Linked DNA regions of Homo sapiens: all the other regions are linked to region 5. A link is a loop called in an ENCODE intact Hi-C map of the cell type or tissue named here. Cell type or tissue: mammary epithelial cell. All regions are shown on one strand. Region 1 overlaps TLL1 (tolloid like 1). Region 2 overlaps LINC01179 (long intergenic non-protein coding RNA 1179). Region 3 overlaps TLL1 (tolloid like 1). Region 4 overlaps TLL1 (tolloid like 1). Region 5 holds the start of TLL1 (tolloid like 1). Region 6 has its middle 150 kb from the start of LINC01179. Region 7 overlaps TLL1 (tolloid like 1).

The links. A loop is a pair of places that touch in the nucleus more often than their neighbours do. Peaks named below come from ENCODE experiments on the same cell type or tissue, not always from the same donor. Only the 100,000 strongest peaks of a DNase experiment are listed, where the experiment ranks them.
Region 1: it touches region 5 in a loop (6-fold over the local background); 21 of 110 quality-filtered maps call a loop at or near these places.
Region 2: a loop joins it to region 5, with 14 times the contacts of the local background. A loop is called at or near these places in 2 of 110 quality-filtered maps.
Region 3: it touches region 5 in a loop (9-fold over the local background); 3 of 110 quality-filtered maps call a loop at or near these places.
Region 4: it touches region 5 in a loop (8-fold over the local background); 2 of 110 quality-filtered maps call a loop at or near these places.
Region 6: a loop joins it to region 5, with 4 times the contacts of the local background. A loop is called at or near these places in 12 of 110 quality-filtered maps.
Region 7: it touches region 5 in a loop (9-fold over the local background); 3 of 110 quality-filtered maps call a loop at or near these places.

What each region holds. Positions count from the first base shown.
Region 1 is chr4:166,086,513-166,090,512 of GRCh38, forward strand. The region is part of intron 18 of TLL1 (tolloid like 1); the gene reads left to right. Among named protein-coding and RNA genes, the nearest start is that of TLL1, 220 kb to the left of the region's middle. In mammary epithelial cell, no CTCF peak of the experiment used is centred here; no DNase peak of the experiment used is centred here.
Region 2 is chr4:165,736,619-165,740,618 of GRCh38, forward strand. All of the region lies in intron 4 of LINC01179 (long intergenic non-protein coding RNA 1179), which reads left to right. LOC101928131 (a long non-coding RNA gene) reads right to left here. Exons shown (of 4, transcript NR_121677.1): 2 at 1,713-2,077. Among named protein-coding and RNA genes, the nearest start is that of LINC01179, 54 kb to the left of the region's middle. In mammary epithelial cell, no CTCF peak of the experiment used is centred here; a DNase peak (open chromatin) is centred at 2,143; H3K4me3 peaks cover 822 bases; H3K27ac peaks cover 2,915 bases.
Region 3 is chr4:166,010,329-166,014,328 of GRCh38, forward strand. All of the region lies in intron 7 of TLL1 (tolloid like 1), which reads left to right. Among named protein-coding and RNA genes, the nearest start is that of TLL1, 140 kb to the left of the region's middle. In mammary epithelial cell, no CTCF peak of the experiment used is centred here; a DNase peak (open chromatin) is centred at 2,003; H3K27ac peaks cover 2,784 bases.
Region 4 is chr4:165,963,750-165,967,749 of GRCh38, forward strand. All of the region lies in intron 1 of TLL1 (tolloid like 1), which reads left to right. Among named protein-coding and RNA genes, the nearest start is that of TLL1, 93 kb to the left of the region's middle. RefSeq lists an enhancer at 3,115-4,000. In mammary epithelial cell, no CTCF peak of the experiment used is centred here; DNase peaks (open chromatin) are centred at 1,022, 1,972 and 3,952; H3K27ac peaks cover 3,715 bases.
Region 5 is chr4:165,872,151-165,876,150 of GRCh38, forward strand. TLL1 (tolloid like 1) reads left to right here and starts at 1,087. Exons shown (of 21, transcript NM_012464.5): 1 at 1,087-1,923. The coding sequence starts at 1,755. In mammary epithelial cell, no CTCF peak of the experiment used is centred here; a DNase peak (open chromatin) is centred at 1,571; H3K4me3 peaks cover 3,363 bases; H3K27ac peaks cover 3,154 bases.
Region 6 is chr4:165,534,898-165,538,897 of GRCh38, forward strand. No RefSeq gene overlaps it. Among named protein-coding and RNA genes, the nearest start is that of LINC01179, 150 kb to the right of the region's middle. In mammary epithelial cell, a CTCF peak has its summit at 2,314 (motif pointing right); no DNase peak of the experiment used is centred here.
Region 7 is chr4:166,062,528-166,066,527 of GRCh38, forward strand. TLL1 (tolloid like 1) reads left to right here. Exons shown (of 21, transcript NM_012464.5): 16 at 3,156-3,336. Among named protein-coding and RNA genes, the nearest start is that of TLL1, 190 kb to the left of the region's middle. In mammary epithelial cell, no CTCF peak of the experiment used is centred here; a DNase peak (open chromatin) is centred at 2,354; H3K27ac peaks cover 869 bases.

The sequences.
Region 1 (4,000 bases), 210 kb after region 5:
TGATGTGGAGGGCTAAAAGGCTGACTCAGCTGGGACAACCATAGCACCTACACATGACCGTTGCAACATGGCGGTCTCAAAGGAACCAGACTCTTTTCTGTCAATCCTGGATCCCCAAAGTGTCCCAAGAGGCCATGGAAGCCTCAGAAGCCCTTGAATGTAACTTTCGGAACATTCTGTTGGTAAAGCAAATCGCTAAGTCTGGCCAGGATTCAAAGGGAGGAGAATTAGACTAGAAACACACAACCTTGCCTTCCCAATTTAGACTACTGACCTCCACAGCTGTAGAAGAATAAATTTGTGTTGTTTTAAGGCATTAAATGTTTGGCAGTCTGCTACAGCCAAGACACACAAAAAACACATTTGCTTTGTTTTTATTATGCGTGTGTGTGTTTATTTAAGCATGAGGTACTGACTGCATGATTATAGCTTTAAAATACAAAGAAATTGCAGTCAAAAGATGCTTGGGGAAAAAAAAGTCTTCTTGCTAGAAAAGGGACAAAGTTCTAAATGTGTAAGTACAAGTATCTGTTATCCCTGTTTTTATCCTGTCTTGGTTCTGAAAGACTCTGATCATTAAATTTGAGGGTACCTTTTTACCTTTTGAATTAATGTTCATTCAAAACAAAATACAAACAAACAAAGTTCTAGGCATCCAAGCATACTTCAATAAGCTAATGTGCTTCTATCATTTTTAGTTGATTTATCATATCCTTGAGTTTTGGAGTTCTGCTATATAACATACAGTTACAAGTTATAGCTTTATATATGGGATATTTAAAAAACAAAAACATCTACAACTGTTAAATAATTATCCATCATAAATCCATAAAAATATATTTGATCACAGTTATAGAGGACTCATGGAGAAAAAAGGTTCTTTTGAATCAGGAGACTGAGGTTTGTACTCCATGACGCCATTTTTTTCCAGTGGCCTCTAATCCTTCAAATATTTTGTGGGAAACCAAATGCCAGCTTTTACCAAAAACAGGATAAGGTGAAAGATGGCTGGGACTGGGGACCTCTAAAGCTTATCTTACAGTTGCTCAAATTGCATCAGTCTCTTTACTTCTTTTAGTTTAAATGTTCACCCTTGCTAAATTTTATTTCTGCATTAAGTGCTATCATTTTACTATCTTGTCCTTTGTGAATATATGCAGTTACTCTGTAAGGCCTCATTCTTTAGCTATTGCCTGTATGTTCAATAAAAGAACCTCTACAGATGTTCATATGAGAGAACAGCGTCTGGAAGCCTGGCCAGGGGCCAGCCAGGTAGATTAGGCTTGCTTGGGTGTTCCAGAAATAAAGTTATTATTTCCACAGCCTATAACGAGAGTTCAATTTTATTTCTTTTGAATTGGACTCCTTAATCTCTTAGCTTGCTTGTCTTGTGGGAAATGCATTAGGATTTCTGACTAGGGCCCATGGTTATTCACTTTATTTTTGGCCTTTCTAAAACCCAGATTAGTAACCCTGAAATTATAGAAATATAATCATGGAATGAGTATGCTTTAAAGTTTTTTAATACCCAAATACTTATAAAGTCTTAAACACTTAAGAAAAATATTTAAGTCTACCAAAGGAAGATAGTGCTTGAGTGGAAATCCAAGTTCCTTACAGCTTTATACATTCAGCCTTGCTGGCTATCCTGTCTCCATTGTGAACTTCCAAGACTTTTCGGGAAACTAAGTGTCTTCTGGGGACATTTCTGCGGCATTGGTTCCTGGTGGTTGGAAATGTGCACATTCTTTATTATTTAGATATTGAGATTCATGGTTCAGCTTGTGTTGTAGAATAAAGTGATAAATGGCATATCACACCTTGTCATCATGAACTCTGAAAAATATTTTAGAAGTTTTTCCTTTCCGAAGAGTTCCTATAATACATTTCTATGGCCTGGAAATATTTTCTGTTGATGTAAAGTCACTGTGTATGGAAGGTTCTCTGTGTGGGTATCTTTACTATACAAGGGACAGACTTCCGAGATCTCAGCCTGTGAATTAGTCACACCTTTGCTTGTGTGTGGTGGAGCTTTTAGTTCAGGCTGATTTCTGGAAAAGGACCACCCAGCCTTGGCATTTGACCTAACAAGTTGCTACCTATTCCAAAAAGAAAATTCATTAATACCTTAATGAATGAGAGTTGTCTGCATTACTAGAGTATATGTCAGCTATGGAACCTTTGACTAATATGACTCTTACAGACTCAGTCTGATTCCACCAGTAATTTGATAAAGAGCTGTAGCCAGTTGGCACCAGACCAGCTGTCAGTATGGCCCCCAGCACACCAGCTCAATGCTACTTTGTGTGGTGTTGCTCCGTTCTGTTAAGCAGATGTTATGATTTAGGCCAGACGTCCTGCGTTTCATTAGGAAGAAAAATAGTCACCTATTTATCTCATTCATTCAGTCTTCAATGGACCAATCAACGGACTGAACATGTGTGGTCTGTAAACTCTGATTCCAGCTTTAGCCATTACTTATAGCAAATACTTTAGAATGCCACTACCTCCAACTTTCTTAAAATACTCTCTTCTATGCAGCAGGTTTCCCTGGTTCTTTGCTCTTTATATTTACAGATTAGTGACTTTAAATCACAATCAAAAGAGATACTTGCTCAACATGCAGTGGTTTTCAGATATTCTTTTCCTGAACCAATGTTTTTCCTCTTGAAATAACATTATATTTATAATTCAGAAGCTTAGTTTCATATTTAGTAAAGAACTCTAGGTGCGGTTAAGCCAATTTTCTCATAGTGGTTTCCTATCAATTACAAACTGATGTTAGGAGTGTATATATGTACACAATGGTAATAGAAGCAGACTGCTATTTCATGAGAGGCAGAAAATGAGATTTAGTAGGCCCTGTCTGTAGAATTTTCATACTTGAGGTTGGCCATAAACGTCAGCTAGGTTTTTGGGTAAATACATTGACAGGTTTATGCAAACATCCATATACTTATTCAGAATCTTCTGCATCCTACGCAATGTGTGTACTCCACTGGGTTACAGAGATTAACAAGTGACACATTCCTTCAGTTATCACCTGCTTTGCATGTTGTGCTTCAGGATAAATAGACTCTACTGATGTCTCCTTGTTCACTGTATTTCCCTACGCTGTCTTCTCTTTCCAGTGAGATTCTTTGTGGTATGTTCAGTCTTTTTGTACTAGCCAGTATCTTTGATCAAATGAAGTAAGCCTTCCTTTTCATCCATAATGATTATAACAAACAATTACTCTAATGCTTATTGGTTATAATTTTTTTTATTTCTACTTTTTAAGTAGAGTGCAGTGGAAAGAGACAAAAGAGAGATCAGCTTTTTTTCCCCCTTTTCTTTCTTCCGTTAAGTAACTCCATTCCTTTCTTCTACTCCCTAGTTAATATGAATTGTTTATTTCATTTCTTTCCTCACTCCTCCGAAGTCAGAAGTGATAGTGGGTGATGTAGTGTGGTATGGAATAGACAGTGGATTCACACTGAGACAGAGCAATTTTTAGTCTCTTTTGTTTTGTATGTCTTCAATTAGACTGAACATTATGATCACTTCAGTAAAACTGTATCAAAGAAAATAAGTATATTAAAATTTATGTGCCAATATTTTGTTGGAGGGATTATAGCAAATTAACAAAGTTTGAAATATATTTCATACTTTTTCATGTTTATTTGCTTTATAATATTTTAGTTTTCTTCTATAGACTTAAGTAGGAATGGCGGCTTTATTTCTTCAATGTATGATGGTTTTTCTGGGGAAAGGAAAGAGCCTTTGGCAATGGCAAATAACCTGTAATTTATGTAATTATTAATAGCTTGGACAATATTATTTTCAGTCCATCTCAATTAAACTTTGCTTTGTGATCTGTAGTGTGTTATACATTTAATTATTTTTTATTTTAAATGTGCTAAGTCACACAGATGAAAATTACAACACAGGTAAATTAGAATAGTTTTTAAATGTCATAAATAAGAGCAAAGCATTCAAACTCTCCAAGATGTCCAATATT
Region 2 (4,000 bases), 140 kb before region 5:
CCACATCACAGCTAGAGGGAACTGTCAGCAACAGAAGTCAGATCATGTTATTTTTCTGCTAAAAACACCCCCAATGGTTTTCCAACGCCCTTAAAATCAACTTGAACTTCATGGCCCCAGGCTGCTCCACAGACCTCGTCTCCTACCGCTCTCCCTCATGCCCACGTGGGCCAGCCATATTGGCTTCACTCTCATGAGTATGCCAAACTCCTTTCATATCAGGAGCTTTCTCTACCCTTCTGTGTCTGGGATGCACTTTCTCCTGATCTTCACACGGCTGGTGGTGTCACTTCCTTTATGTCTCTGCCCAGATGTCACTTCCTCAGAGGGGTCTTTCTAGACACTATATCTAAAATACCCTATGTCATCTACAACCTAACTGATTAGTTGGCTTTATTTTTTTCATTGTACACGTAACAATTTCTAATGAGATTGTTATTTTATTATTAAAATGTGATTTAGGTATTAAATATTATTTAGGTATTACTGTGAGAATCCCTCATTTAGTGTAAGCTACATGTTTATCTTTATATCTCTAGCACCAAGAATAATGCCTGCCATGTGCTAATTCCTCAGTAATTATTTATTGAATTAATGAATGATGCATATATAATGTTTATTAAAGATTAACCAATGAGTGCCTTCAGTGAATTTGTTGCCATCATTTGCAGTGGATTTTGTTGCTTTTCCTTTTAAAGAATAAGCCCAAACTACAGACCACTCTTAAGAATATTATGAATGAAAAATCTGTATATCTATCATATTTTTTAAAACTATGGTTATTACATGACTAGGGTATATAGTATATTACCCTGAAAAAAATTCCACTCTCCAGCTTACTTTGGTAAGAGTATTTAATTTGCCTGAGCCAGATTTTAGTTACAAACTTCCAAATGAGTCATTGTTTCTTTGGGAACATTTATCCTACCTGTTTCCACCACTTCCTCTGGGGAGGTTAATCTAAATTCTGATAATACCAAGAAAGGCAGAACTTAAGTTTTGTTCTTATTATTAACAAGTTTAAATGACTACTTTTGAACTTTTCCTTTTATTTGAAACACATAATTGTGACTTTCTAAATTGAAGTCAGCCATTAATATATAATTCAGAGCCTACTGGATGACTTTTCTTTGTGGATACTGACGTCATTGTTCTCTTTCTCAATGGTACAAACAAAAACACTTCAGAAAGTAAACCCTTGTCTATTGTTACAGTAAGGTGCATAAGTATTCAAGCCTAATTTTTCAAGGTAACCTTTTAGGTAATTACAGACACTGTCCTGCCATTTTATGGAGGGGAACTTATTGATTTATATTTTTTTAAAAAACAAAAGGATTTGATGAAATGTTCAGTTAGCCAACCTGACAACTCTTTTATTTTTGTTTTGTAAGAGTCAAGCTTGACTTCTTACAAAATTACAATTTAGATGTTAAATGACATCTCTTAGGAACATTCAGAAATAGAGATAATTAGAAAAATAAATTTGGAAATTAGCTTGCAGGGCCCTTGGTTAGGGATCTTTGGGCATAGTGAGCCATCTCTTTAAAGAAAAATGAGGTACTATCTTTAAGAGAACTGAAGTTACCTGGACCAAATCACAGCATGGCTTATCTGCTTCCTCCCTCCCTCAAAGGTAAAATCCTCTCTGAGACACAGAAGTATCTGGTTAAATTTTATCTCAAGATAGCCTACTTGGGACAACATGCATTTACCTGCTGTGGTAGACAGAATAATGCTTCCTGGAAGATGTCCATGTCCTTCTTCCTAGAACCTGTGAATATGTTAACTTATATGGCAACAGGCATTCTGCAGATGTGATTAACAACCTTAAGATGGAGAAGCTATCCTGGGTTATCCAAGCAGGCCCAATGTAATCACAAGGGTCCTGGTAGGAGGTCAGAAGAGTCAGTGATGTGACAATAGACACAGGTCAGAGTTATGTGGCCATGAGCCAAGGAGTGTCGGCTGCCTCTAGAAGCTGGAAAAGGCAAGGAACAGACTCTCTCTTGAAGCTTCCAGAAGAAACTGGCTGTGCAAATACTCCATAGGACTCATTTTGGCCTTCTTATCTCCAGAGCTGGTAAGAGAATGAATTTGTTGTTAAAGCCACAAGGATTGTGATGATTCATTACAACAGCAATAGAAAATGAATACACCTACATTACCTTGACCACAATTTTGGGTGAAGACACTAGTTAAATATTTGCCTGAAGCTCACTCTGTACATTTGGGCATAAGAAAAGCTCTTCAGACTGTGGTTTTGAGGCAAAGTGACACAAGGGAGTACAGATCCTCTTCAGCATGTAAGTTTAGTTTAAGCTTAAGCATACTTTACATCTTAAATTTTTTAATGTATCTACTCAAATCTAGTCTAAATCTAGTGTAGTAACTCTGAGCAGAAGGCATAATTCTAATGAAAGCATAGAAAAAATCTCAAGGATTATATGTGTAGTTTGAGTAAGGCATGGCTTCGTTTCAAATGAAATGAAATCAGATCATGAGATTTAAGATTGAGAAACGCTGACTTAGAGGCACTGAGACTTGTCTACGTTTCCTGGGAAATTCTTCTTATACTTTATTTTTCCTCTTCACTATCATTATGACAGTTTCCTATTGTATTACATTTATTTAGTTCCTTAACTACACCATTGATTCCTCTGTGATTAGGATCATGCCTTAATCATTTATGTGATTCACACTTAGCACAGGGATAATGATTTAGTTTATGCTCAATATGTGTTTAATAAATTTGAATTCTCATTCTGGGATTTTAGGATCTTTTGCTGAATATCTATAATTTTAAGATCCTTTGCCAAATATTGTAGAATTTTTACCATGCAGATGCCAATGAAAGCATTTGGTACTGCTGATCAATAAATAATTGTTTGGCTCTATTAAAAACTACACACTTGTATCCTGTGTCCGATTTTTATCTCCCAATTATTTGATAAATCTTCATTGATTGTTTTATTTAAAAATTATTTTTTCTAGAATGTTAATGACAGAGCCTTTAGAAATAAGTTACATAAGATTAATGTTTTATTTTGTTGGTTGACCTCTCAGGGCTTTTTTCCATTTTGGCCTTCAGAAGTCAACAAATTAAATTATGAAACTATTTCTTCCCTTATTCTTTCACATCTTTGCTCCCTATTTTTTTCTTTTGCCTCATCCAAGTGAGGATTCTCCCGCCTGGATTTTAACTGTCTTGATTTGTAGCTGGCTCTTTTCTATAATGTACTTATGTCTTATTTTATCTGTAAACTATTATGTTAATCTGAACCCTAGAATCTTTTAAGCGACGTAATCACTTACAATGTTACCAATATCTCCTTCAGAAAATATTATTTTGATCTGAGAGTTTCAATCTAATTCATCGTGGAATTGTAAATTTCTCTGAACTACTAACTTTAGCTACCACCACTCCTATCCCTCAATGTCCCTGTTCAGAAAGAACAGGGGCCAGAAAGAGTTCTCTTTTTTTTTTGAGACAGAGTCTCGCTCTGTCGCCTAGGCTGCAGTGCAGTGGCACGATCTTGGCTCACTGCAAGCTCTGCCAAGCAAGTTCATGCCATTCTCCTGCATCAGCCTCCCGAGTAGCTGGGACTACAGGCGCCCACCACCACGCCCAGCTATTTTTTTTATTTTTGGTAGAGACGGGGTTTCACCGTGTTAGCCAAAATGGTCTCCATCTCCTGACCTCGTGATCCGCCCACCTTGGCCTCCCAAAGTGCTGGGATTACAGGCGTGAGCCACCGCGCCCAGCCCAGAAAGAGTTCTTAATTTCTTCCCTATATATATCTAAAATAAAAACCAAAAGCTTCACTGGTAAAGGTTACTACCCCATTGGATTTTTTATTCAAGTGGTCATAATTTTAAAAAATTAAATTTTGTGCACTTTGTAGACTAAGTTTTGTCTGAAAGTAGGTAACTTTGAGGTAGAGCAAACCAATGCCTCAAAAAGGGATTTCCTTTATTACCAGCTAAGGAGTATTTTTGAATA
Region 3 (4,000 bases), 140 kb after region 5:
ATTCTGAGTGTGATGTCATATCTCGTTGTGGTTTTGACTTAACATTTCTCTGATGATTAGTGAACATCCTTTTATATGCTCGGTGGCATTTGTATATCATCTTTGGAGAAATCTTTATTTAAGTCCTATGCCCATGTCTAAATCAGGTTATTTGATTATTTTGTTGTTGAGTAGTAGAAGTTCTTTGTATATTCTGATTAAACCACTTAATTTATATATGTATATATATAAATATAAATATTGGAAATTTTTTTTCCATTTCTTAGGTTGCCTTTTCATTCAGTTGGCTGTGTCCTTTGATGTACACAATGCTGTATGTTTGATGTCATCCTGTTTGTCTATTTTGGTTTTATTGACTGTGCTTTCTGTGACATATCCAAGAAATCCTGGTCACATGCAACACCATGAAGCTTTCCCCTTGTGTTTTATTCTAGAAGTTGTATAGTTTGGGTCTTATGTTTATTTATTTAATGCATTGAGTTAATTTTTTAAAGTGTTTTTTTTAAAAAAGAGACCAATTTTATTATTCTATATGTAGATATCCAGTTTTCTCAGTGTCATTTGTTGAAAAAACTGTCATTTCCTAATTGAGGAATCTTGACACCCTTGTCAAAGATAATATGATCTCGTATATGATGGTTTATTTCTGTGCTCTCTCTTTTATTTCACCCGTCTATAGATCTGTCTTTATACCAATACTGCACTGTTTTGATTACTGTAGCTTTGTAATATGTTTTGAAATCAGTTCTGCAAAGTTGGAGTGTGAATTTTTCAAATATTTTTTCTTTTTCAAAACTGTTTTAGCTATTTGGTGTATCTTGAGATCATATAGGATTTTTAGGATAAATTTTTCTATTTCAGCAAAAAAAATGTTGGGATTCTGATAGAAATTGCATTGAATCTGTAGATCACTTTGGATGTATTAACATCTTAACAGTGTTAAGTGTTTCAATTCAGGAACAAGGGATCTTTGTCTCTTCTTTAATTTCTTTCAGCAGTGTCTTTAGTTTTCAGTGTAAAATCTTTCACTTCTTTGGTTAAGTTTTTTTCTAAGGTTTTTTTTATGCTGTTGTGAATGGAATCAGTTATCTTTTGGATTGTTTGTTGTAAATGCATAAAAATGCAGCTATTTTTGCATTTTGATTTTATATCCCATGACTTTGCTTAATTCGTTGACTGGTTCTAACGGATTTTGTGTGTGTGTGGAACAGTTAGAATTTTCTGTGTATAAGATCAAGTCATTTCCAAACAGTGAGAATTTTACTTCTTTCTGTCCAATTTGGATGGCTTTTATTTTGCTTTATTTTTTCTCGTTGTCCTGGCTGGGGCTTTCAGTACTGTGTTGAATATAAGTGACAAGGGTGGGCATCCTTGCCTTGTTCCTTATCTTAAAAGAAAATATTTCAGGTTTTCACCATTGATTATGACATTAGGTGTGGGATTTTTATATATAGTTTTTATTATGTTGAGGTAGCTTCCTCCTATTCCTAGATTTTTGTGTGTTTATTATGAAAGGGTGTTGAATCTGTCAAATACTTCTTCTATATCAGCTAACATGATCATATGGTTTTTGTTCTTTATTCTGTTAATGTAGGTATTTGAAGTTTCTTAGTTTTAAAAATTCTGAACTCACAGAGTCTATAAAAGTTCCAATTGTTTTTATGATGTTGCCCATCAATATATTTAGGAAATCACTTATGGGAAGAACAGGAATGTATCTATAGGGTCTTTATATGAGTGACTATTTTGTAATATACATGCTTCTGAACTGTGGACTGCCCATTTTTCATTTAAAAAGTCGTAAAATTTTACAAATTTTTGTTAAAAGTATAGCTGATTTGCTCTTTCAATGTAGTTAGAACAAATCAAGAATAGTAAGTGAACCATGATATGATCTGTCTCTGCCTATTGATAGTGGCTCACTGAGGAGGTTCAGTAAGATTTTGCATTGCTTACTTGTCAGGATATGGAGAAGAATAATTGTTAACTTCCTGACCACAAAAAAGAAGAAAAGCATGAGTGACTAACTCCCTTGAAATGGAAGGGAGATTACCTTAGTAGACAGAATGAAACAAAATTCATAATTCTGTTGTCTGAAATTGAATATATTCTCTCCAAGATGTCATTGACCTTTTCAAATTGAACCTTTTTTTGGAAGTTAGGAAAAAATCGAACCCCAGAGGCCACAAATTTGTTTTTAGAAATAGAAAAAGAAAATGGTAAATGCTTTGTTAGTACTGAAGTACTACAGAAATTTAATACTCCATTAATTTGGGTTTATGTAATTAATGTATCTGTTGACTCATGCCTCAAGTTACAAGGCCTTTCTCAATGCTACCTTGTAACTCATTTCTTTTTCAATTACACTGGCCTGCCTGGAGTGGTTTCTTATGAACTATGCACAGATCTCACTTTTGATGGTCAATTCCCGTAAATCACTAGCTCTACTTCTCTCCTGTCTTTTCAGACAATGTACATATGGAGTTCTGTAGATGTTTAGATCTTGTAGTAAAGAGTTCCAGTCTCCCTATTTGAGTTAGTGTTATCTATAGATCAGTGCCCTTTCCCTTACCTTGGAGCTAGGGCAGTTAGTAATAAAATTGCTCATAGATCATATTACTCCTCTGCTTACCATTTTCCTATAGATTAACAGTTGTCCTCAGAGTAAAAGTTAAATTATCTGGCTGGTGCTCAGACATTTTAGGGGTCCTCTCATTTCTGAGCTGTTGTGTTTCTTGTTCTTTCTGTCTGGAAACACTGTACTGCCCGTTACCCATATTTCTCTGATCTTCACTTTCTTCATGTGTGACTAAAATGTCAATTTTCAAGTGAGTTTCACTTTGATCACTCTATTTAAAAGCAGCCCATCACTGCACAATCAATATCCATCTTCTCACCTTTATTTTTCTCGATAGTACCTATTACTACCTGGATTATTAATCATTTGTTTAATGTCTCTTTCCTCATATTTGAATATTAGAATCATAAAGGAAGGAATTTCTGTTTGTTTTATTTACTGCTACAAATCCAGACCTAGAACTATTTCCTAATGGAGGCTAAGTAGAGCTGAAAATGCTGTTCTTTTAATGCAAGCGTTAGTTTAAATGCATTAAATTCATTTATAAGTTTTGGAAGGAAGTGCTGCATCATTTTCTCAATTTAAAAGATATTATAAAATTTTATTTCTTAATTTAAAATATTTTTATAGAAAGGTTTTTTGTTGTTGTTTGTTTTTGGTAAATCCACAAACACACAACTCATACTTCTCAAACCCTTGGAATAGCCTCCCAGTTCATTTAACTTTTAAGCTCCCACTTCTTTAGGGCTATAAATATTTGACATACATTTAAAAAATTAGAAAGTATTTTTAGGGCACTATATTCAGAACTTTAGATCATGCATATTAGGAAAAATTAGTGAATCTTTTACCACAATCTTGAGTCCCAAACAACTCACTATCTGTAGTTTAACATTATTATGCCATTGATTAGGTTTTCTTATTTACTAGTTTTACCATAGAAAAATTGAAAAAATTGCTTTAAACTGCCCTAAGTTTTGGCATTCTTTGTTTTTTTTTATCTTTTTTTTAACATATGCTGTAATACTTGGACTTCTAAGAATACTTAGGTTAAATTAGTAGTTTAATTCAGAAAAATTAACCTATGTATATTTTGTTTTACTCTTAACAATTTTAGTAACTTCAACATTATTTACTGTAGTTTGCTATTGGGGAAATAGACCTCTATGAGGAATCATTGTTTCACAACCTGATAATCTAAGGAATTCTTAGATCTGCTTGGGAAACCAAAACAAATGTCATGGTGTACTTTGTGGGGGATTATAAGGTATTCCATATTTTTAAGAACATACATGTTTCAAGGAAACAAATGAATGTCATCATTGAGTTTATACTAGGCATACACATTTAACATGCTTTTTTTTCTACTTTGATGAAAGTGTTTTGAAAGCCTGATACACTGCTTAAAGCACACAAGGTGTA
Region 4 (4,000 bases), 92 kb after region 5:
AGAAGAGAACATGTTTCCACAGTGACAGTGCTCAGGTTTACAGATTGGGAGCAGCTGTGCTTGGCTCAGTATGGACCTGATGAAGTGAAAATGTGTGGTTGGGGAGAAGTGGAAGAATGGAAGACATGGAGATATCAGTTCAGCTGCACGTTATTAAAAATTTCAGCAATTACTGAAATAACATGTGTTAAACCATATCTTTATGAGAGGTGTGTTTCAGTATCTCCTACTGCAAATCTCCCATCTGCCATGCTGTATACTAGAATCTCAAAATTTTAGGCTACATTTGGCAGAGTCTCATTAAAATTTTACTACCTAATGGGGAGATACATCTTAGCATATACATTAAAATGAATTAAGTGCTTCAAAAGAAAGATACTAGGAAAGTCATCATGGTTAAATACTTGGGCTCTGGAATCAGACTGTCTGGGTTTGAATCTGTTCTGTGATTTACTGGCTGAATTTCTGAGTTTCAATATCTTCATCAGTTTTTCAAAATCAGGGGAAAATAACTGAATGATTTAATAGGCTGTTGTGTAAAATTATTTTCACCATACTAACTTTGGTGCTAGTTACACATAGTAAGTTAGTTATGAGGATAATTATGCATAAAATGTTATGAGAGCAACATTGTAATGTACAAGCTATAAAGTATCAACACTTAATGCCTCTAGGTATGTTTGTCTGTGACTGCATGTGTTTGGGCATGATGGACCTAAGAGCTTTGACTTTAAATTCATCATGCAGATCTGGGTTCCTCCAGCCTTGATGTTTGAGATGTAACTCTGGATAGTTATTAAATCTCTCTTATATTTAGTCTCACATGTTGCAATTCCTACCTCCGAGGGTTGTTGTATGAGTATTCAAGATACTTTCCAAAAGTACAGTCAAGGCTAGGTGTGACAACTCATACCTATAATCCCAGCATGTTTAGTGGCTGAGGTGCGAGGCTAGCTTGAGGACAGGAGCCGGGAGGACAGGAGCCTGGGAAGCAATAAGAGACCTTGTCTCTACAGAAACAAAAATCACCAACAACAATTAGCTGGGCATGGTGGTGCATGACAGTAGTCCTAGCTATTCAGGCGGCTGTGGTGGGAGGATTGCTTAAGCCCAGGTGTTAGAGGTTAGAGTGAGCCATGATCACACCACTGCACTCCAGACTGAGTGACAGAGTAAGACCGTGTCTCAAAAATAAATAAATAAGTAAATAAATAAATAAATGCAATAAAAATAAATAGATCCATCTATCTTAATTACCCATGTATAATTTTAAGCATTTATATATTTTTATTTTTAATATATGAAATTATGTTGATTGATGTTATCTGGTTATGTTCAAATCATTTAGATTTCAAAAACTGCATTTTTAGTCTGTCCTTGACTTTGTTTCTATGTTAAATTAGAATAATTAAATTCTAAATATAGGTATATCATGTTGGGATAGTATTTAGACTCTGAAAAGACATAATATGTTTCTTTGTAGATAAGTTTAGATAATTTTTGATGAGGTTATATTTACTTTAAAAACCCTACATACAAAAATCTCTTTGCAAAAGATTTTATGTCAACACCCCTTTACTCTAAAGTCAGATTTAGAGCTATTTCAACCCTATGGAGCACAGCTTTGAATTTTGCAATAAATGTAGGACTCCAATATCCAACACAAATCTGTGTCACAAAACCCTGTGTTAAATTGGGCACTTTATTTCTTGGATTTTCTATCAGAGTCTTATTGACTCTTTCTTAGCACAGTATTTTTAATAAGCTTACTTATCAGCTGCATTAACCCACAGCATATTGAGTCTGAGAACTAGAAAAGGACTGAGAAAAGGTTTTGGAGGTAAATAGCAATGGCTGGAGAGAAGTACCCTACATGATCAGAGGAGGAGATGGGCACCTTCATGTCAGCATAGATACGTATTCCTGCAGTTTCCAATAACGTTCACATTGCCTACAGTGAGTCACTGAGAAAGAATGTTAACCACTATTTACAAAGACAGGCACATGTATCTTCTATTCATACTTTACTATATTGCCATCTAAGAATTTGATGTGGAATGCTCACTTACCTGAAATTCTAGAGCACATCATAGTATTAAGAGTGGTAGCATGAAGGACATTGAGTTGAACTTAGAAAATACAAGGACTAGACCGGGTGCAGTGGCTCACACTTGTAATCCCAGCACTTTGGGAGGCTGAGGTGGGTGGATCACGAGGTCAGGAGTTCAAGACCAGCGTGGCCAAGATGGCAAAACCCTGTCTCTACTAAAAATACAAAAATTAGCTGGGTGTGGTGGTGGGCGCCTGTAATCCCAGCTACTTGGGAGGCTGAGGCAGAGAACTGCTTGAACCTGGGAGGTGGAGGTTGCAGTGAGCTCAGATTGTGCCACTGCACTCCAGCCTGGACAACAGAGCAAGACTCCATCTCAAAAAAAAAAAAAAAAAAAGAAGGATTAGAGGACAGGGAGCACTAGCAAACCACCTCAATAAAGACAAAAGGGTAGAACAAAGCCATGATCACTAGACGATTGGAAAGCTGACAAGACTGGAGCAAAGGATCAAACCAGACTTTGAGGTGTGGGGACCTCCTAACTTTGTGGCTTATGGAAGTCACCCAGCATTCCAGTTAAAATGCAGATTTATGGGTTCTGTCATCACACATATGTTCCAGTGGCAACAGGTTAGGCTCAGGAATCAACATTTTTTTGTAACTTTCCAATTAATTCTAATGTTCACACTCTGAGAAATCTTACCAGGGAAGATGTATCGGGGGAACCAGCCCCCGATATTTCAATGTAGGTTATTTTCTATTTTCCCTAAGTGTCGGCTGGTCTGAGAAATAAAGGGAAAGACTACAAAAGAGAGAAATTTTAAAGCTGGGTTTCTGGGGGAGACATCACATGTCGGCAGGTTCCGTGACGTCCCTTGAGCTGCAAAACCAGCAAGTTTTTATTATGGATTTCAAAAGGGGAGGGGTGTACAAATAGGGTATGGGTCACAGAGATCACATGCCTCCAGGGCAATAAAATATCACAAGGCAAATGGGGGCAGAGAGAGATCACAGGACCAGGGTGAAATTAGAATTGCTGATGAAGTTTTATGTCCCACTGGGCACGCATTATCATTGTTAAGATCTTATCAGGAGACAGGGCTTGAGAGAAGACAACTGGTCTGACTAAAATTTACTAGGCAGGAATTTCCTAGTCCTAACAGGCCTGGGGGCGCTACAGAAGACCAGGGCTTATTTCATCCCTTATCTGCAACCGTGTAAGACAGACATTCCCAGAGCAGCCAGTTTAGATACTTCCCCCTAGGAATGCATTCTTTTTCTCAGGGCTGTTCCTTGCTGAGAAAAAGAATTCAGCGATATTTCTCCTATTCGCTTTTGTAAGAAGAGAAATATGACTCTGTTCTGTCTGGCCCCTCGGGCAGTCAGGCCCAATGGTTATCTCCCTCGTTCCCTGAAAATCGCAGCCATCTTGTTCCTTTGGATGCCCAGATTTCATATTGTTCAAACACACATGCTCTACAAACAATTTGTGCAGATAACACAATCATCACAGGATCCTGAGGTGACATACATCCTCAGCTTATGAAGAGGATTAAGAGATTAAAGACAGGCCTAGGAAATTATAAGAGCATTGATTGGGGAAGTGACAAATGTCCATGAAATCTTCACAATTTATGTTCAGAGATTGCAATAAAGACAGGCATAAGAAATTATAAAAATATTAATTTGAGGAACTCACAATTTATGTTCTTCTGCCATGGCTTTGGCCGGTCACTCCGTTTGGGGTTCCTGACTGCCCACAACAAAGATGGAAATATTTGTTAGCCATTTTGCAAAAGAGTGATGTTAAAAGCATTCCAGGAAGATTAATCTGGTTGAGTGGCATGCCAGAGGCCAATATGAAAGCTACTAATTAGTTCAGCTCAGAGGTGGTGAGAGCATGATGGGACATGCTGACAGGAACATTAGAAGGGCAGAAAAGTTATAGGG
Region 5 (4,000 bases):
CATTCCTCTAGATGATAACTTGGATAGGGGGAACACTAGTCAAATAATATGTAAGGCTTTTTTTTTTTTTACAAGTCCTTGCTAAAGTGACAGTTTTAAAGATTTAGTTGGAAAAGGAAAGCTCCCAATCACCAGTCCCTTGGAAGCTTGTTGGGGGAGAAGTCATCTCACCTATTTTGGAAACTACTTGCAGATGTGGGGAAACCTCGGAATTGCTCACAACAGGGGTTTTACAGAGATTTCCTCTGATTTTTTTCCTCCCCAATTTCCCACAACCTGTGTTTGTCTTGAGTCTGCTCGGCTGACATGTGGTTTACCTCGCTGACCCTCCTGCCAGGTTTTACACCCTCTCCTCTGAAGAAGTAAAACATTACTGAAGCCGAAGGATACTGAGCAACTCTGCTCATGGGCGCCAGAACTGTCACAGAAAATTTGCTTCCCGAGTATTCCATCCAGCTTCCCTTCCTGCGCCCACGTGAGCCATAGCGCCAGCCCATCGGCAAGGTCTCAGCGTTTCCTGCTGCTGCAATCTGTAACTCGATTTTGGATTTTTTTTTTAATTGCAGTTCTGAGGATCTTAGTTCTTAGCAAAACTTTGTTGGTTAGGAGACCAACAGTAGTCTGTTTATTTTCTTACCAAAATCGTGAAGACTCGCACACTTTTCCTCCATTCCTGCGCTGCTCTAAGGTTAAACAGCAGCAAAGGAAAGAAATACACACTCGCTGTTTATTTGGGGGGAGGGGAAATATGGATTTGCAGCTAAGTTATCACGATCCTTCGCTCCACCCCCGGTCTGGCACTCTCAACTGACACGTACATCATCTATTAATTGCTGTTTGCGTACACAGATACATAATATATTCATTTTTATCTTTGGTAAAATATAAATGGAATTGTCAGCGCGCTCCTGTCTGTTTGTTTGTCTAAGGCTATCAAAAGAAGTCAAGAGAGGAGGCTGTGGTCCGGATCCTGACCCTGATTGTATGAATAAGTAAGCAGGATGCAAGTGATTGGGTTAGATGGTGCGAATATTTTTTTTTTTCAAGTTAGGAAGAGGGTAAAAAGACAGGCTGGCGGGGGGAAGGCAAACAGTGCATCCCCAAATCCTCACACTTTTGCTCTCTTGCAGTCAGTTGCTTTGCTGGCTTCTGCAGGCTTTTAAGGTCTCGCGGCGTAGAAATGCCTGGCCCCCACCCCCTTCCTCGGTCTCCCCTTTCAATTCAGATGTGCTGATGTGCAGACCGGATTCATCTTCTCGGAGCTGCGGCGGCGGCTTTGGGCTCAGGCGGCGGCGGCTCGCGCTCGGCCGCGGAGTCCTGGCAGCAGCGGGGACGCGGCGCGGGAGTCCGAGCTCTGGTGGCAGCTGAGCCCGCGGGGCGCCGCTCGCCGAGCCGCGGCCGCGGGAAGTTCGGCAGCCAGAAGGACGACCTGGCAGGCTGCGAGCGCCAGCGCCGCCAGAGCCGAGTTTGCCTGCGCCCTCCCCGCCTCCGAGTGCAGAGTTCCTTACCTGCCCTCCGCCCACCCGTGGGCCCCTAGCCAACTTCTCCCTGCGACTGGGGGTAACAGGCAGTGCTTGCCCTCTCTACTGTCCCGGCGGCATCCACATGTTTCCGGACACCTGAGCACCCCGGTCCCGCCGAGGAGCCTCCGGGTGGGGAGAAGAGCACCGGTGCCCCTAGCCCCGCACATCAGCGCGGACCGCGGCTGCCTAACCTCTGGGTCCCGTCCCCTCCTTTTCCTCCGGGGGAGGAGGATGGGGTTGGGAACGCTTTCCCCGAGGATGCTCGTGTGGCTGGTGGCCTCGGGGATTGTTTTCTACGGGGAGCTATGGGTCTGCGCTGGCCTCGATTATGATTACACTTTTGATGGGAACGAAGAGGATAAAACAGAGACTATAGATTACAAGGACCCGTGTAAAGCCGGTAAGTGGCTCTCCAGGTTGGGACGGTGGCGCGCCGGGGGCCGCTGCGCTGGGTTTCCCATGGGTGGCGGTGGGAGCTCACCTGTTTCCTTCCCTCCCGCGTCAGCCCCTCCGCCGCCCCTCCTTCTCTCCCCCTCCTTTTCCTTCCCTTCCCCACCCGCAAGTGGCAGCCGCTGCGGCCCCAGTTGACTAGAGTTCTGTGCCAGTGGGATCCACTGCCAAGCTCCCATCTCCCAGTTTGGGAATAAGGTCCTAGAGTTTCTGATCCCTCTCCCCTCCCCCAGCAAAACGAAACAAGTCGTAAATATAGCTTGCTGCTGTAGGTTTTAAATTCCAACACTCAGCGGGCTTTATGCATATGGAAGGGACACCGTCTTCTTTCCCCTCTCCCCCAGGGCGCGGTTTCCCAGCGCTTGTTCGAGAGCGAGTTGGCAGGGTTCCCCAAAAGATACAGGAGGATGGCATTGCTACCTGGAGACACCTTGGCTCCCTCTTTTACCAGGAATTTCAAGTGTGGGTTCCAGGCTAGAAAGGGATTGTGACAATCTCGGAAGAACTCACTTCTAGATGGGATTCTGATGCATTTGCCCATTTAAAATAAACTGAAAAGAAAAATGTTTTTAAGTTGCTACCCCATTCAAATTTGTGTCTTCCTTCCAGCTAACACCCCAGGGAAATGCAGTCGGACCGGCACTGCCTGAAGCTCAGCTTCTTGCCTCGCAGGGTCCCTGAATGTCCCAGGTCCTTCCCCTCCCTTCTACGCCTCTGGCGCCGCTGCCAGCCTCTCGCGCGCGCGGGGCGGCGCTTCCCTCTCGCCGCCTAAGGTCGGAGGCGCACGTGCCCGGGGCCGCTACCACGTGAGCGCAGCGCCTGAGGGCGCCCAGCACTGGCCGCGGCTCGTGTCCGGGCTTCGGGAGCTCCTGGTTCCTTGCTCTATTGGGCTGTGGCTGAGGTGATCCGCGCTCAGTGTGGACGCACAAGTAACTTCGTAAAGGTTGCATGGTGGTTGGGGCTAACCTAGCAGAGCGGTTTGTAAGCGGAAGGCACGTTAGGTTCCATCCCAAGAGGTGTGGGCTTTAGCGAAGCGCAGAGGAAGGGAGTGGACAAAGTCAAATATATCTAGGGTTCTGCAGATTCCGTGCGGGGTTGCTCTGTGACTAGCTTTTCTTCCCTTCCATAACTAGATAAGCATTATTCACCCTCTCTTGGGCCTGGAGGAAGGAGAGGTGTACACAATGAAGAAAAATGCTGGAAATTCCCTAGTTAATTTTTACCTTTGATGACCCATTGTTCTGACAAAAAGGGTATGTGTGTTGTGTTCACATTATCACATCTTTCTCGGTGCATCCTTAAATGCAGGTACTTATTTAAAAGCCAGAGTAGCTTAGCAGGAGCCTGTTAGGCTGGAACTCAGAATTCTGATTTAATTCAGTTTTGCTGATGAATTCCCTGCTGTCACTTTTAATAACTGTATCTATTTTCCCACTGAAAGTTTCTTGGGCCACCCCGGATGGTTTGGACAAGGAGATGCTGATTGCTGTGGTGGGTGACTAGTGGCTGGGCATTCAGAATCTGTTCTCTGCAACTCCTTAAATGTACTTTTTGCTAAGAAATTTCTTTTGAATAATGTTGTAACTTGCTGAAAATTGTGCGTTTTCTTGTTTGTGGTAAGGTAGAGATGAAGTACATTATTTCAAAAGATTGTCTAGGAAAACATCTACTTTGATACCCTGTTCTGTGAAAGATTCAAGCAGATAAGTATTTGCACCATGTGTATTGAAACACACCTCAGACATTAGTGTTTAGTTTCCTCAGCAAATAAACATCTAGGCAAGGAAAAAAAAAAACTTTAATAGCATTTACTTTTTGTTTCCCCTTTGATGCTGGTTTATTTTTGAATATAGCTGTTGAAAATAAAGCAACAATAAAACCAACGTTGAATGGATTATTACCCTAATCTTATTTCTTCTCTGTTTTTGAGAAGAGGCATACCAGTGCACACCTGTGTGTGTGTTCACACGCATGCATGTGTGTGTGTAATGAGAGGGAAATAAGAATGGCCTAAGTGGAGGGCTAAG
Region 6 (4,000 bases), 340 kb before region 5:
AGGTGTGGTGGCGCGTGCCTGTAATCCCAGCTACTCCGGAGTCTGAAGCAGAAGAATTGCTTGAACCAGGGAGGCAGAGGTTGCAGTGAGCTAAGATGGTGCCACTGGACTCCAGCCTGGCGACAGAGCAAGACTCGGTCTCAAAAAAAAAAAAAAAAAATCAATTCTTAAAAAACATCTCCTATTTCTTCCATTTAACCACTACCACTCAGGCCTGGCCCTTTTGCCTTTTGTATCTGAACTTTGTCAGTGGCCCCCTAATTAGACTCCCTGACTTCAGCCTTGTCTTTCTTATTGCTGCCAAAGTAATTTTCCTAAGACCTGCCCTTTTCAACCTTAAGTGGCTGCTTCTTTCTGAGTACGCACTGTTTTTCAACTTAAAAAATCATGTACTCTTTGACAAATATAAAAATTGCATCTTTTCCTTTACTATAAATTGAAATTTCAAAATAAATATCATGAGAAAAAGAAATAAAAACAACGATATTTTGCTCCAATTAAGCTGTTAAATTGAATTTCACTCACTTTGAGCATGAAGTCCCTGCTGTTTAGCCTGGTTTGCAAAGTCCACCACAATCTCCATCAGTCCTTCCTTCTTAATACAAGCCTTCCATTCTAGTACACTGGTTTTTCATTATTTTGTGGATATATTTTTGGTATTTTGTGCTTTTGAACTTCTACTCCTTTATTGTAAAATATTTAAAGTTATACATAGAAATGGAAAAAAAAAACTCTCATGTTACTTCCATCTGATTAGGATGTCTTTTCGGAGGAGGTAATCTATGGTTAAAGGACACAAAACGGATGGAGAAAAGATGCTCTGAAATGCACACAAAGGCTGTAGGTATTTAGAAATCTCCTTATTGCTTTATGCATAGAACAGGGTGAAACACAAAGGGAACCATTTTAAAACAATCTTTTCCTCAAACACTGTAAAAAAAAAGACATATTAGTATGTAATGACACATGTAATGATAATCTCCTTAACAAACATTTAAGATCAACTTTATTTTACAATTTTGCAACAAAGACAAAGTAAAATAAAATTAGTTAATTACTTGTTACTTACTAAAGAATTACCTAAGTAGAGAAGGTTCAGTCTCTGATTTTGGAATTTCTATGCCTACCTTGCCTACTGTTCCTTCTTAGAAATCTATACTGTGAACATGCGCTACTCATAATTCTAGTTATCCTACTCATGAGAAGCACTCATTTTATGCCCTTGAATAAAAGAAGAAGAGAAGTTATTGCTTCTTTGATGGGAACAGATTTCTAGATGATAAGGCCTGCACTGCCATTCTCTCTTTGCTCTCGTAAATGTGCATCCATTCTGAAGAGGTTTCCTGTGGAAGTTAGAGAACTTCTTGTATTTCAGAACTGTCCATTTCAGATGTTAGCCAGACAAGGTGATCTTACAAGTGCACACCACCAATTCCTCCGTGTTTATATAAGAGGCAAGTAAGGGAATGTATTCCAATTTCTGTATCATATGGTGTTTTTCTTTCTATGTTATCCTTAGAAATAAATGTGGAAATTATTGAGGAAAAGATAAAACCAACCAACCAGACAAGTTACTTTTTTAAAATCACAAATGAAGTGTGATGAGAAATGAAGGCAAATAAGCTAGACAAACGTTTGGCAGAAAGGGTATAGTTCATTTCAGATTTTACTGGCTTGTTGAGTGTGCTAGAGTGTACTGTAATCCTGAAGACATTTTTTTTTCATTTTCCACAAAAGGTAAATAGCCTTTTCCAGGGACTTGAGGGTCAGTTGAGTGTAATCATATATATTTATTAGAACATAAATAATTTTATAAAATGCAGCCATTTTATGATTATAGTCAATGTCAGGAAATAAGCAGAAGTATTTTTCTTCACATACATCTAGATGGAAAGAAGTTGCTCTATGCCTCCCTTTTACTACAGTGTTCTCACAGCTCCTCTGGATTGAAGTAAATGGGAAAGTTTTTGAGGTCCATCTGACATGAGAAATCCCCTGATTACTATGAAGTCAGAAGTAGTGGAGAGATTAACGGTTTATAACTCCCAATAAAGCATTTCCTTCATAAGTCTGATTAAAGTGATTTATCAACAAAAACTTACTTATAAAAGTTGCGTGTTTGATAGACAAACATAAAAATTCAGTTTTTCATGCTGGGACATGTCAAGAACAAACATTCGTCTATTAGGGTGCCCCTCTCAACTGATGGAAAGGGACCTTGACAGGCTAGATAAGCTACTTGGGGATTTTGCCTTGGACAGCCTGTGTTCGTCTTTCAGCTGTGTAGGTAAGTCATACATTTTGTGGTCACTAGATGGCAGTATAACACCAATGAAAAATCTAGGAAAACCAATTTTTCCCAACTTCAAAGCAAGTTTAATGTATTTTTATGCTAAGGCAGTTTTAAAAAGACTCTCCAGAGTATGCTAGGAGTAAAAATATATAAACCTATTTTTTAAAAGTATCAAACCAAATTATTCTTAAGAGTGAAAAATTGTCTGACTTCCCTTTTAGCCTTCAGACAATTCAGATTTGTAACTTTGTTTATGTATCTGGAATATTCTGAAATAATCTTGTAACATTCTTTTTTCTTATTCCTTGAGGAAGTTTTGATACCTCCCAGATGCAAACAAGTGAGTGAAGAAAGATGATACTATTGTAGTCACACGAAAGAAAAAAGATAAGAAAAAACACACCTCAAAACCCACACAAATCGCGCCTACGCATAAACAACCCTTCTCAATTGTACTCAGGCATAACCATCTATATATTTGCCTTAAGTACTTTGTCACCTATGTGGTTCTTATTTAGGTTTTCTGTCTATTTCTAATGTATCTAGCAACCCTTTATTGCTTCATCAGGGCACTTTTTCCAGAAGATGATCTCTTTGTAATGCTGTCACAAATATGGAGCCTGCACTAGAATCCAATGCTAACTGCTTCTTGGTGCAGTTTATTCATTCAACACATATTGGTAAGCATCTTCTAAGTAATGGCACTGACATGGTTAGGCTTTGTGTCTCCACCCAAATCTCATCTTGAATTGTGATCCCCAGGTATTGTGGGAGAGATCTGGTGGGAGGTGATTGAATTATGGGGGCAGTTTCCCCCACGCTGTTCTTGTGAGAGTGAGTGAGTTCTCACAAGATCTGATGGTTTTATAAAGGGCTCTTCCCTCTTCTCTTGCTACGCACAGTCTTTCCAGCCTGCTGCCATGTAAGACGTACCCCTTCCCCTTATGCCATGATTGTAAGTTTCCTGAGGCCTCCCAAGCCATGTGGAACTGTAAGTCAATGAAACCTATTTTCTTTATAAATTACCCAGCTTTGGGTATGTCTTTATAGCGGTGTGAAAACAGACTAATACAGGCACTATGCAAGTTGCTAGGGGATTAGTGGTATGAAGACTCAGTCTCAGTTCTTTGTTACTTATAATCTAGCAGAAGAGAGACATTAAGTAATCTCATAATTAACAAAATTGACCAATTACAATGACGAGAAAGGCTACAAAGAGATATGTTAAGTGATTTTATAATGGGTGGTCTGATTTGATTCACTCAACAAATACTTATTAACTGTCTACTCTGTGCTTGGTACTATTCTAGGTGCTGGGGATTCATCAGTGAGCTAAGCAGATAATGATCCCTGTCCATGTGGAAATATATTTGAGCTGGGGAACACAGAAAACCCGCAAAATAAGTGCTATGGAAAAAATATGAAGACGGGATGTGAGAGAAGTGGCACTGAGGAGGAACCTGTGACTTTGACTAGTGTAGTCACAGAGGGTCTCACTGAGAGGATGTCATATGGCTTAAAGCTTTAAATAAAGGAGGGAAAGAGCCATGTGGACATCGGAGGAAGAGCTACTCTGGTTAGAGAATAGCAAATGCAAAGACCCTAGAGCAGGAACATATCTGGTGAGTTCAAGGAACCTCAAGGAGGTTAACATAACTGGAAGGGAATGAATACAGGTCTAGGGGACTTGGCCAAAGTCCCTTAGAG
Region 7 (4,000 bases), 190 kb after region 5:
TTGGTGTATAGAAATGCTTGTGATTTTTGCACATTGATTTTGTATTCTGAGACTTTGCTGAAGTTGGTTTTCAGCTTATGGAGATTTTGGGCAGAGATGATGGAGTTTTCTAAATATACAATCATGTCATCTGCAAACAGGGACAATTTGACTTCCTCTTTTCCTAATTGAATACCCTTTATTTCTTTCTCCTGCCTGATTGCCCTGGCCAGAACTTCCAACACTATGTTGAATAGGAGTGGTGAGAGAGGGCATCCCTGTCTTGTGCCAGTTTTCAAAGGGAATGCCTCCAGATTTTGCCCATTCAGTATGATATTGGCTGTGGGTTTGTCATAAATAGCTGTTATTATTTTGAGATACATCCCATCAATACCTAGTTTATTGAGAGTTTTTAGCATGAAGGGCTGTTGCATTTTGTCAAAGGCCTTTTCTGCATCTATTGAGATAATCATGTGGTTTTTGTCTTTGGTTCTGTTTATATGATGGATTACATTTATTGATTTGCTAACATCAGAGTGAACAGGTAACCTACAGAATGGGAGAAAATTTTTACAATCTACCCATCTGACAAAGTTCTAATATCCAGAATCTACAAAGAACTTAAACAAATTTACAAGAAAAAATCAAACAACCCCATCAAAAAGTGGGCGAAGGATATAAACAGACACTTCTCAAAGGAAGACATTTATGCAGCCAACAGACACATGAAAAAATGCTCATCATCACTGGCCATCAGAGAAATGCAAATCAAAACCACAATGAGATACCATCTCACACCAGTTAGAATGGTGATCATTAAAAAGTCAGGAAACCACAGGTGCTGGAGAGGATGTGGAGAAATAGGAACACTTTTACACTGTTGGTGGGACTGTAAACTAGTTCAACCATTGTGGAAGACAGTGTGACGATTCCTCAAGGATCTAGAACTAGAAATACCATTTGACCCAGCCACCCCATTACGGGGTATATACCCAAAGGATTATAAATCATGCTGCTTTAAAGACACATGCACACGTATGTTTATTGTGGCACTATTGACAATAGCAAAGACTTGGAACCAACCCAAATGTCCATCAATGATAGACTGGATTAAGAAACTGTGGCACATATACACCATGGAATACTATGCAGCCATAAAAAATGATGAGTTCATGTCCTTTGTAGAGACATGGATGAAGCTGGAAACCATCATTCTGAGCAAACTATCGCAAGGACAGAAAACCAAACACTGCATGCTCTCATTCATAGGTGGGAATTGAACAATGAGAACACTTGGATACAGGGTGGGGAACATCACGCCACACACCGGGGCCTGTCATAAGGTGGGGGGAGGGGGAAGGGATAGCATTAGGAGATATACCTAATGTAAATGATGAGTTAATGGGTGCAGCATACCAACATGGCACGTGTATACGTATGTAACAAACTTCACGTTGTGCACATGTACCCTAGAACTTAAAGTATAATAATTAAAAAAAAAAAGAAATGTGATGAACTTACATATTTCAAGGAATTGCAGAATCTTGGAACTCAATGGGCCATTTGAGCTTCTTTTTAACATTATGTGTAAGTTTTATAATGAGAAAGACTGCAATTTATCATTTTAACATACTTTACATGAAATATAATTTTCTTTTAATAAGTAAAGAAAATTATTTTTATACTATTTTTAGAGAGGTTTTTCTTTTTGAGCTACACCTTTTGAAAATGGGAATTTCCCTACCAATTCTGGGATTGATGTGAACTTAGTGTTGAATGACATCTACTCCCATAGTTTTCCCTTAAGCTATTACTGTGTTGGGTGTGACATTTTGATTTATTAATTGATAGATATTTGTAATAAGTCTAGAGGTCTGCATTCAGGAGAAAGCAGGGGAGATGGTTTTATATAATTGAGGTATTGTGTTCTGAAAGCATTATTCTCATAGTCAGGGTCACCATTCATAGAATGGCTGTTTACAAACTGTGTTAACATATTCTTGTGTTCTTTAATTTATAATCATGTTACTGTGTAGAAAGCTGTTACAGAATTCTCTGTATTTTCATAGTTTGATATCTTAGCTATTTAAAATAAAAGGCCTGAGCAAAAACTTGACTTACAGAATAATGGGTTAGGCTTAAAACATCATTATTTTATTCATTATATTGCTATTCCAAAGGAAAGTCAATGACAACATCTTTAGCCTCGGAAACAGTCTTTTATACTATATTGGAACTCTCCAAACAAAAATTGCAATTGTAACAAAGTAAGTAGAAAAGTTATTTCATTTTCCCTAGCAGCATTTTGCTTATTCATCACCTATTTAGTAGCAGAAGAACCAGTAATTTGAGTTGACATATTTCAAAGCACAGATCTTGCCCCAGGGTTCAATCATATGCATTGTTAAACCTTGCTAATTACATATTTATGTAATAAGGTCATTCATGCAAGATTTGTTCTTGAACATGTGCCCTGTTGGAACTTTGGAAAAGTATATTATGGAAACATCTGTTAGTGGCCATAAAATTGCTTAAGAATACCTGGCATTCATTTAGCTTCTTCCATTTTAGTGTTGTTAGTATATTATATATAAATCAGAATGAGGCTACCTTATTTTAATATAAATTCTTACCTCCTTTGCACTGAATAGAATTCCTATGTGTTTGCAGTCCTGCAGCAACCCTACAGAGTAACTTCACAGCACTCAGCAACAAAAAGAAATTAAGAAATATCAGTCCTTTTAGTAAGTTTAAAAAGCAAATAATCTTTTTTATTATACATCAAGTATCCATCTTTCTCTTTTAAAGTTACTAATGGTGCTGTTCTCATTAGAATGTGGTGTTTCTGGGAGACAGTACTGGACTAAGCCGAACTCCTTGTTGTTAATCACCAGTGCCATGTATGACAAGTATCATTTTGGACAAGCTATATAAAAATCTCTGAACTTCAGTTTTCTCATCTCTACAATGGAAAGAGCTATTTCTATTGCTAGTAGTTGTGTGCTGGGATTACAGGCATGAGTCACTGTGTCTGACCTGATTTTTTTCCTTACCTGTTAGTTCTAGTTTGACTACCGTAAGAGTAAAATGGGAAAAATAAGATATGTTTTTTTAAGATAAATGTCAATCATCTTGTACTCACAAATCTGGCAACTGATAACCACATTTTTTTCTAGGTTTGCAAATATGATTATGTGGAGATCTGGAGTGGTCTTTCCTCTGAGTCTAAACTGCATGGCAAATTCTGTGGCGCTGAAGTGCCTGAAGTGATCACATCCCAGTTCAACAATATGAGAATTGAATTCAAATCTGACAATACTGTATCCAAGAAGGGCTTCAAAGCACATTTTTTCTCAGGTATAAGCATTCACATGTTGTATGTGTATATTACAGATTTTCAATGTGGGTTGGATTAAATTGTATGTGATCTATTTTTCATAGTTTTCTGTAAATGCAACTTGAAGATAAGTAGGCCTTACAAACAACACAAAAATAATTATAGCAATATTTTTATACAGTGACTTTACTCTTTACAGGTGGATGGGAATAATGATACAAGACCTCCAAAAAGGGGCAGATTTTTCAAAATAATTTTGCTTTGTGTTCGGAAAATGTAGTCTCATTTTAGCAACAGTTTTTTATCTTTTTATTTAGCAATGTATTTTTTCTTATTTTAATATATTTTCATTATTATTAAGTTAATATTAAAATTGTGCTTAGCCTCATCATTATAGAAATGGTTGCAGTAAGAAACCTAGGAACATGGAAATTATAATTTTACTAAATATAATATATTGTCAGCTGTATTTAATGGTTTGCACTTTTGTGTTTCAAATTTAACATTTAGTTTAAGCAGCTCAAAGTAAAATTTCCTTCTTAAAGAGCTGAAATTTTATAAAACTCCCCAGATTTTATGGAAATATATAAAAAACCAAGACATTTTTTTCTCAATCTCAGAATCATGCTTTATAAAAACATTATTTTGAAACTTCCAAAGTAGATAAAATTGCAATAAACCTTA